3 separate regions of the Mus musculus genome follow, and regions 1 and 3 are each linked to region 2. The links are chromatin contacts, found by POLR2A ChIA-PET in ENCODE. All regions are on one chromosome and are shown on one strand. Each heading gives the region's core, a stretch centred on a gene start or an enhancer-like site at or near the end of the contact. The rest is flanking DNA. Distances are from core to core; before and after follow the strand shown.

The links. ChIA-PET counts read pairs that join two places held with the same protein, here RNA polymerase II (POLR2A).
Region 1: POLR2A ChIA-PET joins it to region 2 with 38 read pairs in embryonic stem cell. The contact joins the enhancer-like site here to the promoter of Kdm4a in region 2. POLR2A ChIA-PET finds 5 or more read pairs at or near these places in 3 of 5 experiments (Patski and embryonic stem cell).
Region 3: POLR2A ChIA-PET joins it to region 2 with 20 read pairs in embryonic stem cell. The contact joins the promoter of Ptprf here to the promoter of Kdm4a in region 2. POLR2A ChIA-PET finds 5 or more read pairs at or near these places in 4 of 5 experiments (Patski and embryonic stem cell).

What each region holds. Positions count from the first base shown.
Region 1 is chr4:118,269,809-118,274,122 of GRCm38, reverse strand. All of the region lies in intron 3 of Ptprf (protein tyrosine phosphatase, receptor type, F), which reads left to right. Among named protein-coding and RNA genes, the nearest start is that of Gm52705, 11 kb to the right of the region's middle. Within about 2 kb of position 1,667, at least 1 of the 3 ENCODE cell types and tissues checked has a DNase peak (open chromatin) inside an H3K27ac peak, as active enhancers do.
Region 2 is chr4:118,177,310-118,181,589 of GRCm38, reverse strand. Kdm4a (lysine (K)-specific demethylase 4A) reads left to right here and starts at 1,547. Exons shown (of 22, transcript NM_001161823.1): 1 at 1,547-1,697; 2 at 4,014-4,195. The coding sequence starts at 4,058.
Region 3 is chr4:118,289,368-118,293,330 of GRCm38, reverse strand. It overlaps Ptprf (protein tyrosine phosphatase, receptor type, F), which reads left to right and starts at 1,934. Exons shown (of 33, transcript NM_011213.2): 1 at 1,934-2,151.

The DNA of each region.
Region 1 (4,314 bases), core at 418-2,917, 92 kb before region 2:
GAAGACAGCACAGGCCAGCGATGGGATCCCCGCCCCCAAGACCAGGTGTACGTTGGGTCCTGGTTATGACCAGGTTATTTGCAGGCATTAAAGTTGAGCAAGGTGCTTGGTAGGTGAAGGGGTCGGTGGTATGAAGCAGAGAGGCAGGAGACTGAAGAGTGTATGTGTGTGTGTGTGTGTGTGTTGCTTCTCCAAAGCCCCTATTTTGGAACATGGCAGGGCCCTCCCCCTCATGTTTATGGGTGGCCCGTCTAGACCCTGCCCTCTGGAGCTTCCGGCACAAGTGCTTTCTCTGAGCCTGTTTTCCTATTGCACAACAGGGGTAATCACTCCGACCTGTAAAGGTTAACCGAGGTCACATGGGCAAGGCACCTGGCACCTATTGAGTTCTCCCCCTGTTGCAGTGCCTCCTGGAGCCAGGATTGCCCTTGAGTGGACAGGGCTGGGGGAGGCTGCCAGGAGCAGTCACAGGAGCTCATTAAGTCCCCAGCTCATTGAGTCCTCAGCTCAGAGCCACTCAGGGCCTGGGAAATCACCTCTCCAGCAGCTCCCCTGCCCTCGTGGTCCTAAAGTGCTGTGTGTGCTTCCTCCGTGTGCAGTGCTGTTTGTGTGCCTGTGTATATGTGCTTCTCAGGGGAGGCACAAAATAGCAATCAGTCTCCCCATGGAGGAGCCTTGGAGGTGGCCCAGTTTAGCCGTCTCTGGAGTTGCATGTCTTCATGTCTCCAGGGGCTGTGCCTCCCTCTAGCCCAAGCCAGGCCCTCTCTCTGGTAACTTCCTCTCATGTACAGGGTCAGCGGTTGACATGTAAAGCATGGCCCAGGGTATCCTACTGTGAGTAGCTGCCCACGGGGTTGGGTGACACAGCAGGTAACTGTGACACAAAGCTGCTCCTTGCTTGTTCAGATGACACCTGTTTTCTGGTTCAGAAGTTTTGCTCATAGACCAACAAGATGGCTCAGCAAGTAAAGGCACTCAACCACCCATGGCGCGTACACACACACACACACACCACCACCACCACCACCACCAGCAGCAGCAGCTGATAAGGCCCAAGGCAGGGTGGCCGCAGTAGCCTGGCTTTGCCTGCCTGCCTGCCTGGCACCCCAGCTGGCAGTGGGGTGTGGGCCAGGCTTCCACAGTCTGGAAGAGGGGGCTAATAAAGGATGCAGGGTACACACAGAGGCAGGCCTGGATTGTGAGCAAGCTCAAGCTAAGTTCTCAGCAGAGTGCTTGCTTGACCTCTGGCAAGTGCATACAAATCAAGATCCTTGCTGGAATGGAAAAAGGGGGAATTTAGAGAAGCTAGCAGGAGCAAATTTGGGGAGACAGGGTAGAAACAAGATTTGACTGTGATCTCTGAAAGTCTCCTGAGGAACAACAGGAAGATCCTAGGCTAGCTAGGGCGCTGGAAGGAGGAAGAGCCAGGTGGCCCCGGGCCTCTGCGAGGGTACCCTTAGTCGGAACCAAGGCATAGAAGGCATAGAAGGAGCCTGGGACTGGAGGAGCAATGCCAGCCTGATCCTGGGCAGCACCCTGGCTCTTCTCCAGTCTCCAAGGGAGAGGAGTAGTTGTACCTCCCTGATGGCCCCAGGCCTTGGGCACAGGCCAGCCCCCACACAGCTTCCAGGTTTGTTCCTGCTGGCTGCTCCGGAGCTACCTGACTCCTGCCCAGCCTCGGCTCTTTGTTTGGCTCGGGAGGCCCCACCCCACCCCACCCCAGCACACTCCTAGTCTTTCTGGTTCTTCAGGTTCCAGCCTCTGGTTTCACTGGAGACACGTTGAGGCAGGACCTGGAGGGGCACTTATTCCCTGGGTTTCTCTCTTGCCTAGAGGGAAGGAGTACGTGAGGCCCCAGCCTTCTACACTCCTCTCACTCCTTCCTCTGTCCTCTTCTTCCTGTTCTGCACACCTGGGTGTCAGGAACTGGGTCAGACAGTGGGACAGGGCAGAAGACAGGACAGACATGGAATCTGCTCTGCCCAGGGTCATGGTCTGATTGGGAAGCAACTATTAAACACCAGAAAGGTGGGAAGGCTTTAGCTTCCTGTGCACCCCGAAACTGTGGGCAAACTGTGGGCGGCAGAGCGAGTTTGGTGGGGGTGGGGGTTAGGGAGGGATAGGGGAGAGTTTTCTGAGACGATGACGTTCAGAGGTGACTTAGGATGTTAGTGGGTAAGGGGTAGTCGAAGAGGCGCTTAGCAGAAGGTGCAGCTTACGCAAAGGCCCTGAGGCAGCATTGCTTATTCAGGGCTCTAAAGCCAGGACTCTGGGGAGCATGGTTGGGTCAGACCTGGCAGAGCTTTGTCTGCAGTGAGAGGAGCTTACTCTTTGTAAAGAGCAGTGGGAGGCCTTTGGAGAGATTTGATCAGGAGGAGGCTTGTTCTCTGGCTTCAGAATAGAGAATAGAGGAGGTGGGGTGGGGGTGACAGAGGCAGGGCCATCAGCCTGTTCAGCCAGCCAAGCCGTTTGTCCCATGGAGGGGATGCAGAGCTGGAAGCTACTGGGGTGGGGGAGGGGTTAAGAGATAACCTCAGTAGACCCTGGAGGAGGGGGCTTCCTCTCAGGCAGGTATTGGCAACAGTGATAGGCTTTGTAAATTCTACAGACTAGGAAAGATCCACACCTCTCTCCAGAGGCGGGGGTCGGGGTGGGGGTGGGAGGGTGGTAGAGGCAGAAAGGAGTTCAGAACTTTTGGGTCACCTGCATGACTTCCTGGCCCCTGCCTGCACTGGGCCCTCTGAGTTGCTCAGCCTCCCCCCCCCAGGAACAGATTGTGGTGGGTCCCGAGCTTTCTTCCTGGGGAGGACACAGGTTATTTAAAGTGAGTTTAGGATTTAGAATGTAGAGTGAACCCCAGCTCCACCCCAGAACACTGACTCATTGGTCCTTGTTCCTTCCACTGCTTGGATGTCTTTCCCTATCTCTAAAATGAGGGTGATTATGGATCCACTGACCCACAGGGCTGCTGATGTTAACAAGTGACTGCCTGCCCTGGGTGAAGGCCTGCCACTGACACATGTCCTTAAAAAAAAAACAAAAAAGACCAAAACAAAACCAAAAAAAAAAACCAGAATTGGTGCTGGAGAGCTGGCTCAGTGGTCAAGAGTGCTTGCAGCAAGTGATCTTGTAGAGACCTGGGTTTGCTTCCCAGCACCCACATCAGGCAGTTCACAGCCACCTCCAGCTCTAGAAGATCTAATGCCCCCTTCTGGCCACTGTGGGCATTGCACACATGTGGTGCACATACAGACAAGCAGGCACGTATACATAATACAGATAAAACTCCAAGAGTTTCCAAACCTTCCTCCAGTTGGCATCTCTTTCCTAGTCACAGCGTGCTGTGACAGTCACCTGTGCCTCTCCCTCACCTCGGCTACTCCTCTGCTTTTGTCTGACTTTTGCCACCACTGGCTGTTCTCTTCAACAAGGTCCCCTGCCTCCTGTGAACTTTTTGTGTCAGGTGTTTTGGACTTTGATGGGCCTACATTTGGGTCCCAAATGTGTCAGTACTCACTGGCTGTGCGACTCTGGGCATGTGACTTGGTCCTTCAGCCTAGAAAGCTGAGGCACCAGTTGTGCATGAAGTGACATAAAGTACCTGGCGCACAGTGGGCACTTTTCTGCCAGGGCCCAAACTGAGCCTGGGTTATGGGCAACAAGCAGATCCTCTGAAGGGCCAGTTCCCAAGGCACTGGCTTTCCTGCACCGTGCACTGGCTGCACTAATAGGAAACGGATCCACAGTCAGGATTAACGAGGCATTGCTACGTCTCAATGAGCCAGCTTGCTTGGGGCTGTGACCCTGGGTGGTGGGACATGGAGGGTATGGCCAGGCCTTGGCTGAGCCCCTGTCCTCCTCCTTTGGAGTAGGAACTCTGGAGCTGCCCATGCTGTGGAAAGGCAGTTGCCAAGCCGGTGGGGGCAGGGAGTTACAGGAAAGCATCCCTCTGGGAAGTCATCCAGAGCCTCTCAGGAGCTGGAATGTCCAGGCCTTTGGGGCTGTTGGAATGCAGGGGTAGGGAAGAGGAGGAGTCCCGGGGTCTGCCTAAGGCTTAGGGTAGATGGAAAGGCTCTAGGAGAGTCTGGGGCACTTCCCAGAAAGCAGTTCTCCAGTATCGTTTTTATTTTTTTGTTATTCCCGGAGCTTGGAATAACCAGGAGCCGGAGACAGACGGAGGTCGAGCCCAACTCCAGACTCTGCTCTTGACCAGCTGTGTCCCAATGAACAAATCTCTTGACCTCCGCACACCTTGATTTCTTCTCTGTAAACAGTAATTATAGCACCCACCTCCTTGGCTTCAAAGAGTTACAA
Region 2 (4,280 bases), core at 298-2,797:
TTGTAGACCAGGCTGGCCTCAAACTCAGAAATCTGCCTGCCTCTGCCTCCTGAGTGCTGGGATTAAAGGCGTGCACCACCATGCCCGGCTGCATCTCTCCCTCTTAAGAAAGAGTCTTACTATGTAACTCTGGTTATCCTGGAACTACCTATTCCAGGCTGGCCTCTCATTTTTTTTAAAGCACCCTTTTCATCAGATATGTGCCTAGATATTTAACCCATAGCATTCTATGAAGTATCTCCTTTTAGTTAACATTGGTAAACTCTTGCCATCCATCTCAACTCTCCTGAATTTGTTCCCCTTGAAAAATCCAGGCATGGACGAGAAGTTGTTTAAAAACTTTTTTTTTTTTTTTTTTTTGGTATTTTTTGAGACCGGGTTTCTCTGTATAGCTCTGGCTGTCCTGGAACTCACTTTGTAGACCAGGCTGGCCTCAAACTCAGAAATCTGCCTGCCTCTGCCTCCCAAGTGCTAGGATTAAAGGCATGTGCCACCACCGCCCAGCTTACTTTTTTTTTTTTTAACCTATTTATTTAGTGTGTTTGTGGCGGCGGTGACACTGCAATCCACTAAAGTCAGAGGACATCTTGTGAACTTGTATTGATTCTCTCCTTCAACAGCTTACCTCAGATCATAAGACTTGTGCCTTTCCTCTCAGTCATCTCTCTGTACCGAAGGGTTGGTTTTGAAAGCAGTTCAAACACAATACAACTCTTCTTCCCGGTGCTATCGGGAATTTTGCTCATGTTTTATGCCCTAGTGAGTTCTCCTCCTTATTTGACTTATAAGGGTGTTAACCTCTCTTTCTTCATCGTCCTTGACAATCTGGGAACTCCTTAAGGCTGCTCACAGCCTCTCAGGAACTGCTCCTAATGACTTCTAGGGATCCTGTTCGGCCCCCTGAAGTGCCTTTAATGATTCTTAGAATCACCCTGTTCGCTCCAAGAGCTGCTAATGACCCCAAATTTTCGCTCAAGGGGAGCCGCTTTTAAAAAGCCTCAGGGATATCTTCCTTCAGGATCTGTCCTAATGACCCCCCAGGGCTCCTTCTCCTGGAGCAGATCTTTACCTAACCCGCCTTGCCAGCAGGCGAGGGGCTTCTTAGAGAAGAGAGTCAAACTGAGAGTACTGGGCAAACTTGGACATGCTGGTCACGTTCTCTGAACTCCTTGACTTTAGAAACTTTCCCGGAGGTCTTCCATCGCCTTTATATCTTAGGCAAAGGAGTTACTCCAAGAAAATTAGGCTTATCCTTTCGCTAGAAACATCCTATAACCACCTGCTCGCCCTTCCCCATAACCGGCTAGCCCATTTCAGGGTATTCGCTTCTTTCTACCCAGCTTAACTATGGAGATCTGAGTCAGCCTCTGATAGGCTAACTCTGGATCCAGCCCTGATGCTCAGTGGCCCCAGTCCCCGGAGGCTCAGCGTTTTCTCCTGGCAACAGCTCGAGACGACGCTCATAGGCTAAGCGGACTCGTAGTTCCAGACGCCGAGTCGGTGTAGTGAGTGTTCATTGGTTAGCTGAGGACCTAAAGCCATTCTTGGGTTGGTTGACTATGGGCTCTGTGAGGCTGCGCAGAGTCAGACTTTAAAGGAGGCGGAGCTCTGTCTTTCGCCCTCAAGAAAGACAGTGGGATCGGCGAGTGGCGACAACAGCAATCGGGCCTGAGCCCTGCTAGGGCTTTAGGCTCCAGGTGAGAGCCATCGGGTTTTGGATTCCCCAAGGGGTTGATGCTGCCAAAACCCTTGGCCGTGAGCTCCAGTGGGGGAGGGTGGTGAGGTGGGTCTTTCTGTGCTCTGTGATCGACATGGGGTTTGAGCAATAGAGAAAGGAGCTTCTAAAATAAGTTTTGCGATTGGTTCTTTCCAATCTCTAGTGGCCAATGGGCGTCGGGAGAGGGGGGCGGGCCCACTGGGCCTTATTTTCTTCTTCCTGCGGCCGGGCCTCCCTCGCCTAGGCGGTGGGGCCGGGAGGGGCAGTGTCTGTAAGTGGTGTGTGGGGACACTGGGAACCGGGCTGCCTTTGGAGGGATGCCGCGGGGGTGGCTGCGGGGGCGGAGAGTGCGGGAGTTTCAGGTCACTGTTAGCAACAGCTGCCTTTATGGAGTGCTTACCGGGCCTAGCGTTTAGGGCTCGCTTGCATCATCTAAGTTAATCATACGATCCATCAAGGCAGGGGTTTGGGGTCCCCATTTTGCAGGTGGAGAAACTGAGACTCATCCAGTCCATTCACACAGCCAAGGTGTTAAAAAGTGACAGAGATCAGACCGGTATTCAGAGTTTTCACTCTAGAGCCGAAGGTTTAGCTCCCGGTACTCTTTGCTTTGTTGCTGAAGGCGGACGGGAAGGTGCCCCAGACCAGATTTCCCCAAGGGAATAGATCGCGGGAATGGAACCCTAGAGTTAAAGTAATGGGATGATCCGCTAAAGTGAGCAGAGGATATGAGTTATTCAGCAGTTACTGAGTGCCTACTTTGTGGCGAGCATTGTTCTAGCTTCTGGACACACAAAGATAAACAGAGCTAGAGGCAGATGAAGCAACATTGTGACCACCTTTGAAGCCCAGGGGAGGAGCCCCAGTCTGATATTTATGATACCTTTTTGTAAAAATTTCAAAAGTAGAATATATTGAAAATTTCCTTTTAAAAGGAAAAGTCTCCTAAATTGAATAGGCTTCAAGTTCCTCCACACTTTCAGAGAAGTCTTAGTTCATGTAAGTATTAGAGCTGAGGTAGCAGAAAGTGGTAGAAGATGCTTTAGAGGGGGCACTTTGGATACATTTCCTGGTATGTAAAGCAGGGATAACAGTATATCTTTTATGCAAAGTTAATGAAAAATGCCTAGCCAGAAATCCCTCCCTTGGAGTGGAATGGAAACCCAAGAGTTACCATGACAGGGTTTCTGTTTAATGCCCTGGAGTTTGCCTCCATGCTGCTTCCCAAAACCCATGCTAGGTTGTGGGCAGGTTGTAGGCAGCTTTCTCCTGTATAGTGAGTAGGACTGCCAGTGGCTTTGAGGAAACAGAACTCCTGGGCTGTGAGTGAGGAGGTCCAGTGAAGGACATACCAGTTTTGCTTCTAAACTGGCTCCTTTTTAGCATGCATTGTCTTTTTCTGGTTGTGGCGATTGTGGCGATCTGTTGTATTACCAACACTGGGTTTAGGCTCTGCCCACTTACTTGAGGACCTCATCCAAAAATGTCTATGTATTTTCTCCCGGCAGTTGGGGAGTGTGCCCTGTATTGCCAGCTCATTGCCTGCTTTCAGTGCAGTTGAGCCATCGGAGTTCATTGAGTACTGCTGAAACCATTTTGATTTAGATAGAAGAGTTTCCCTTCAGTGTTTTAAACTCCTAACATACTGTTACTATCAAAGTACTTTTAAAACTTGAACCCCCTGAAGCCTTAGAGTCTGCAGCTAAGTGACTTCTCAGTGGTTTAGAATCTTGTGATGCCGTGCTCCAGAAAACAGCCCATAGGAAGCTTTTTAGAAGCTCTGGCTGTCCTAGAACTCATTCTGTAAACCAGGTTGACCTGCCTCTGCCTCCTGAGTACTGGGATTAAAGGAGTGTTACCACCACCACATTATTCCCCTTGACCAGGTGTACTCATTGTAGATGTTGGATTACTAACTCTACATCCTGCCTTCTTTCTCCCTCGTGCTGGGCTGCTGGGCATCTTCTGGTTTCCTCGGGTTCTTTTTTTTTTTTTTTTTTTTTTAAAGATTTATTTATTTATTATATGTAAGTACACTGTAGCTGTCTTCAAACAATCCAGAAGAGGGAGTCAGATTTTGTTACGGATGGTTGTGAGCCACCATGTGGTTGCTGGGATTTGAACTCCGAACCTTCGGAAGAGCGGTCGGGTGCTCTTACCCACTGAGCCATCTCACCAGCCCCCTCGGGTTCTTTTTAAACGGAACAGATTCTGCTTGTCCATCTAGTCCATTTAAATAAGCATTGTAGTAGGGGGCAGTTCCTTGTCACTTACTTTTGTTCTCTTAACACTTCAGGTTTTTATCCTAGCAAAATCGGCCTCAAAAACAGAGAAGACAAGATGGCTTCTGAATCAGAAACTTTGAACCCCAGTGCTCGGATCATGACCTTTTACCCCACCATGGAAGAGTTCCGGAACTTCAGCCGCTACATTGCCTACATTGAATCCCAAGGAGCTCATCGGGCTGGGCTAGCCAAGGTAGGGAGCAGGAATGTGAACCTGCTTCGGCAGCCGCTATGAGAATATTTCTGGCCTCTGTAATTGGAAATTAGTGGCGGGCTTG
Region 3 (3,963 bases), core at 685-3,184, 110 kb before region 2:
TGTTTTTAAACTGGGGAACTAAACAGTCAGAGTTCTGAAAAACAGACAAAATATATTTAAAGATGGATAAAAAAAAATTGCAGCAGCTCTCCCACAGCACAACAAAATTACCCGTGGGTGAAAAACCACTGCCTTAGGAGTATTCATTTTGATCTATTTGTCATCTGGGCCGAAGTGCCCAGATTCTCGGAAGCCAGGCCTATTGCCTTATCGTACACCAGGGGGCGCACGCGTACTGCTTGTGAATGCAGCTCCAAGACAAAAGCTGCCCTGTGATTTAGGTGTTCCCCTGAACTTGATCCTCAACCCAGATCCCTAAACCTAGCAGGTAACCATTGAGAACCCAGGAGCCTCAATAGTCCCCAGATCTTGTTTTTATTTCTCATCTGATTTTAAATTCTCAGAAAAATCGGAGAGATGCTATGCAGAGACCAGAGCCTTCACAAAGGATCTCACCTGATCCAGGCTGTAGAGGCCAGAAGGGTCTCACCTCTTGTCTTAATGGTGAAGCCTCGTGGTGTGGGATTGGGAACAGAAAATGGCTGGCGTGACCTTGATGACTTTCTAAGTGATAGTTTCACGTGAGGAGCCTGAAGGCTTTGATGCCAAGGCTGGCTCTTGTTTGGAGATCACCAAGTCCCTATAATCACAGCTTGGAATATAAATCTTCAAGCAGGTTATTGGTTTAGTCCCTAGCACTGCACACACTGGACACGGTGGCACGTGCATTTGAATTTGACATGAGGTCAGTGAAGTTCAAATGCAAGTGGATGGTTTCAGGGTGGTGTGGCTGTGGACAAGGAGTCTGGAATTCAATGCTAAGGCGTATACTGAACAGATCTTGAGACCGGGGATCATTCATATCTGCTAGAATTAGTGTAGATGTTGGGATATTGGTTAGCCTCTGGGTGGGGTTGACCTCAGATCAGAGCACAGGGGAAGAGCGGTGTAGAGATAAAGGTCCGTGTGGAGTTTCTGTAAAGCCAGTCCCATCTCAGGTTGCACAATTATTAGAGTTGGATCAGATTATTATACTAAAAGATCACCAAGATGGGAGAGGTATTGAGATCAGTGTCTGTATTAGGGTGTGTTCCCCAACTCCTCTGGTGACCCAGTTCCAATTTTTCTATTGGAATTGAGAGTTTCAGCGTTGGAGTGTTCAGCAATCAAGAGCAGAGGACTTGGGTCTGGTTCCCGGCACCCACACTGGGTTCCTCACACCCTCCTGTAACACCACACGGTGAATATGCATATACAAGCACACACACACACTGGCGTACACACACAAATACATATATAAATAAAAATCTTCTTTAAAAATCAAGAATCCCAGCAGGGAAATGTTCTTGTCTGGGATAGAAATAAAGCAGAGACTAGAACACATGAAAGCACTGGGCTCCGGTGTGAGGCAGCTGCCTTAGCATAGTATTTTCTTCTGTATAAGGGTCTCAATATCTATACCGGACTCCATTCAGACCAAGGGTTGGGGCTGCTATCAATATCAAACTTAGGCCAGGTAGAAGAAATGAAGCCATTTAGTGTTCGAATCTGTAATTGGAGTCCATACACTATAGGCGTTCAGTTAAAAAAAAAATTACTACTTTTTCTGATTGCTAGGCAAATTTTAGGGTCTGGACTCAACATTAGGTTTAAAGGTGGTTCTGGGTTGGATTGGCGGCAGGGGACCCTAGAGAAGTATTACGTACATGTGAGGATTTGGGAGGGTCTGGACTTTTGTGTCTAAGTTTGGTTCTATCCACGCTCGTTCCTGAGGTTTAAGCTCAATTTTGATGTTCCAGGCGGTTTAGACTTGGGGTTGGTCTGCAGCCTCGTTGGGCCTACAGCTCCACTCCTCTACAAGCGAGAGTGCACGAGGGGAGGGGCGGCGCCGGGGACGCGCACGGCAGGGGCAGGGACGCGGGCGCGGGCGGGCGGGCGCGCGCGGCTGGAGCTGGCGCGGGAGCGGTGGCGGCGGCGGCGGCAGAGGCGGCGGCTCCGGCTCCAGCTCCGGCTCCGGCTCCGGCTCCTGCTCGGGCGGCGGTGGAGGTGGCGGTGGCGGGAGCGGGCGACGGCGGCGGCAGCGGCGGACTGAGAACGGCGGCCTCAGCGGCTCGAGGGGGGACATGCAGACCGACGGCCCCCGGAGAGGCGGTGAGTGACCCCCCGAGCCCCCTTCGGGCCCCTCGATGCGCGGCCCTTCCGCGCCATCCCCACCCTGCCCCCGCGTCCGTGGAGCTGAGCCGGGGGCGGGCCCGGGGGCGCCCGGAGGCCGGGCCGCGCCCCCACCTGCCGCGCCCGCGATCTCGTCCGAGCCCCCGCCGCACCTGAGCCGCAGCCCGCACCCCCCGTGCAAAGTTTCCCCGCGCCGGTGGGCGCCCGGTTCCCCATCCGCCGCGGTCGCGCTCCGGGGGCGGCCTTCAGCCTCCCCCGCCGGCCCCGGGCGGGTCCAGGCCGCCTCCCCCGTCCCACGGCGCCCCCTCCCCGCCGGCGGAAGAGCCGCAGCCGACGCCGGGTCTCGCGGGCAACCGGGCGCACGTGCGGCCCCGGGACGAGCGGGGCGTGAGTTGCGAGCCCCCCTTCCCTGGTCTCCGTACGGAGCGCGGCCCGGGGAGGGGCCGGCCGGGCGGTCCCAACCCCCACCTCGAGCGGCGCCCTCGAGGCCCCAGAGCGGCTCGTCCCGGGAGGACGGGTGCGCTCGGACCCGCTCCGAAAGTTCACTCAGTCGCCTCCCGGCGTCCCGCCCCGTCCCGTCCCGTTCGGGTGTGCCTGGTCCCCAGTCTCTGCGCCCGGGTTTTCGTCTCGGCGCCTTTCTCGGTTTCCCTAGGTGTCTCCGGCTCCCTGTGTCGCTCACTGCCTCCCGATCTTCCTCCCTGCGGTCTCAGCTTGTCCAGCCGTGGGTTTCTCTCCCTTTCCAGTCTCTGTTTCTCTCCCCGAGTATCGGGTTCTTTCTCCCTGGTCTTCCTGTCCTCTTTCCCCAGGTCTCCGTGTTCCCTTTCTTCAGGTCTCCCTGTTCCCTCTCCCAGGTTTCCATGTTCCCTCTCCCCGAGTCTCCGTGTTCCTTCTCCCCGGGTCTCCCTGTTCCCTCTCCCCGGGCCTCTGTGCCTCCATGTCTCTGTAGCTCCCTCCTTAGGTGTCTCTCTGCTTGGTGTCTCTGAATCCCCCTCTGTCAGGCCCCCTCCCCCACGTCTCCGGAATGCGGCCCCTCTGGTTCTTCTTACCCCGGGAGGGGGAGGGGCTAGCCCTTCTCCCCATTTCTCCCCCTCCCTCTGCAGGGCCCCTGAGTTGGAGCAGGTGGGGTGGGAGCTCTACCTGCCAGTAGCTGTGGAATGGGAGGGAGGACCACCCTGAGAGCAGCCAGGGCCGGCCTGGGGATGCTGGATAACCAAGGGCTGTTGTTGAGGAAGACTCCACTTGTGCTGCTGAAGGGCCCAGGGTGGCATCCTGAGTGACCCGGTGCTGGCTCTGGCCTGGGAATACGGGGAAGTATTTTCTGGTTGGTAGGCCTGGGGAAGGAAGGACAGTCAGTGGTAGTTCCTGGATGAAGGGCCCAGTCTGGGATCCTCTGGGAGGTACCAGGAACCTGATAGGATCCAGGGGAGAGGTCTGACAGGAAATCGGGGGCCGGGCAGGGGGGGGGTATTCTGTTTTGGCTCCGTTTTAACTCTTGCTTCAGGGAGCGTGAAAATCCCTGTTTTTACAGATTATGTGGATATGCCTAGGGCTCCAACGACTCTTTAAGAACAAGCCTTCACTCTCAGCTAGGGCTCAGGCCACATACCCCATAGGCCCCACCTTCCCACCTGCCTTCTGGGTCTCAGCTCACCCTCCATTCTGCCAGTGCACTTCACAGTCCCTGGAAGGAGGAGCCCTCCTGCAGAAACCCGCTGTGCTTGCACACAGGGCACACCTGTCTGTGCGTGCGCCCTGCACACTCAGCCTCAGGCCTTGCTGCACACATGCTTT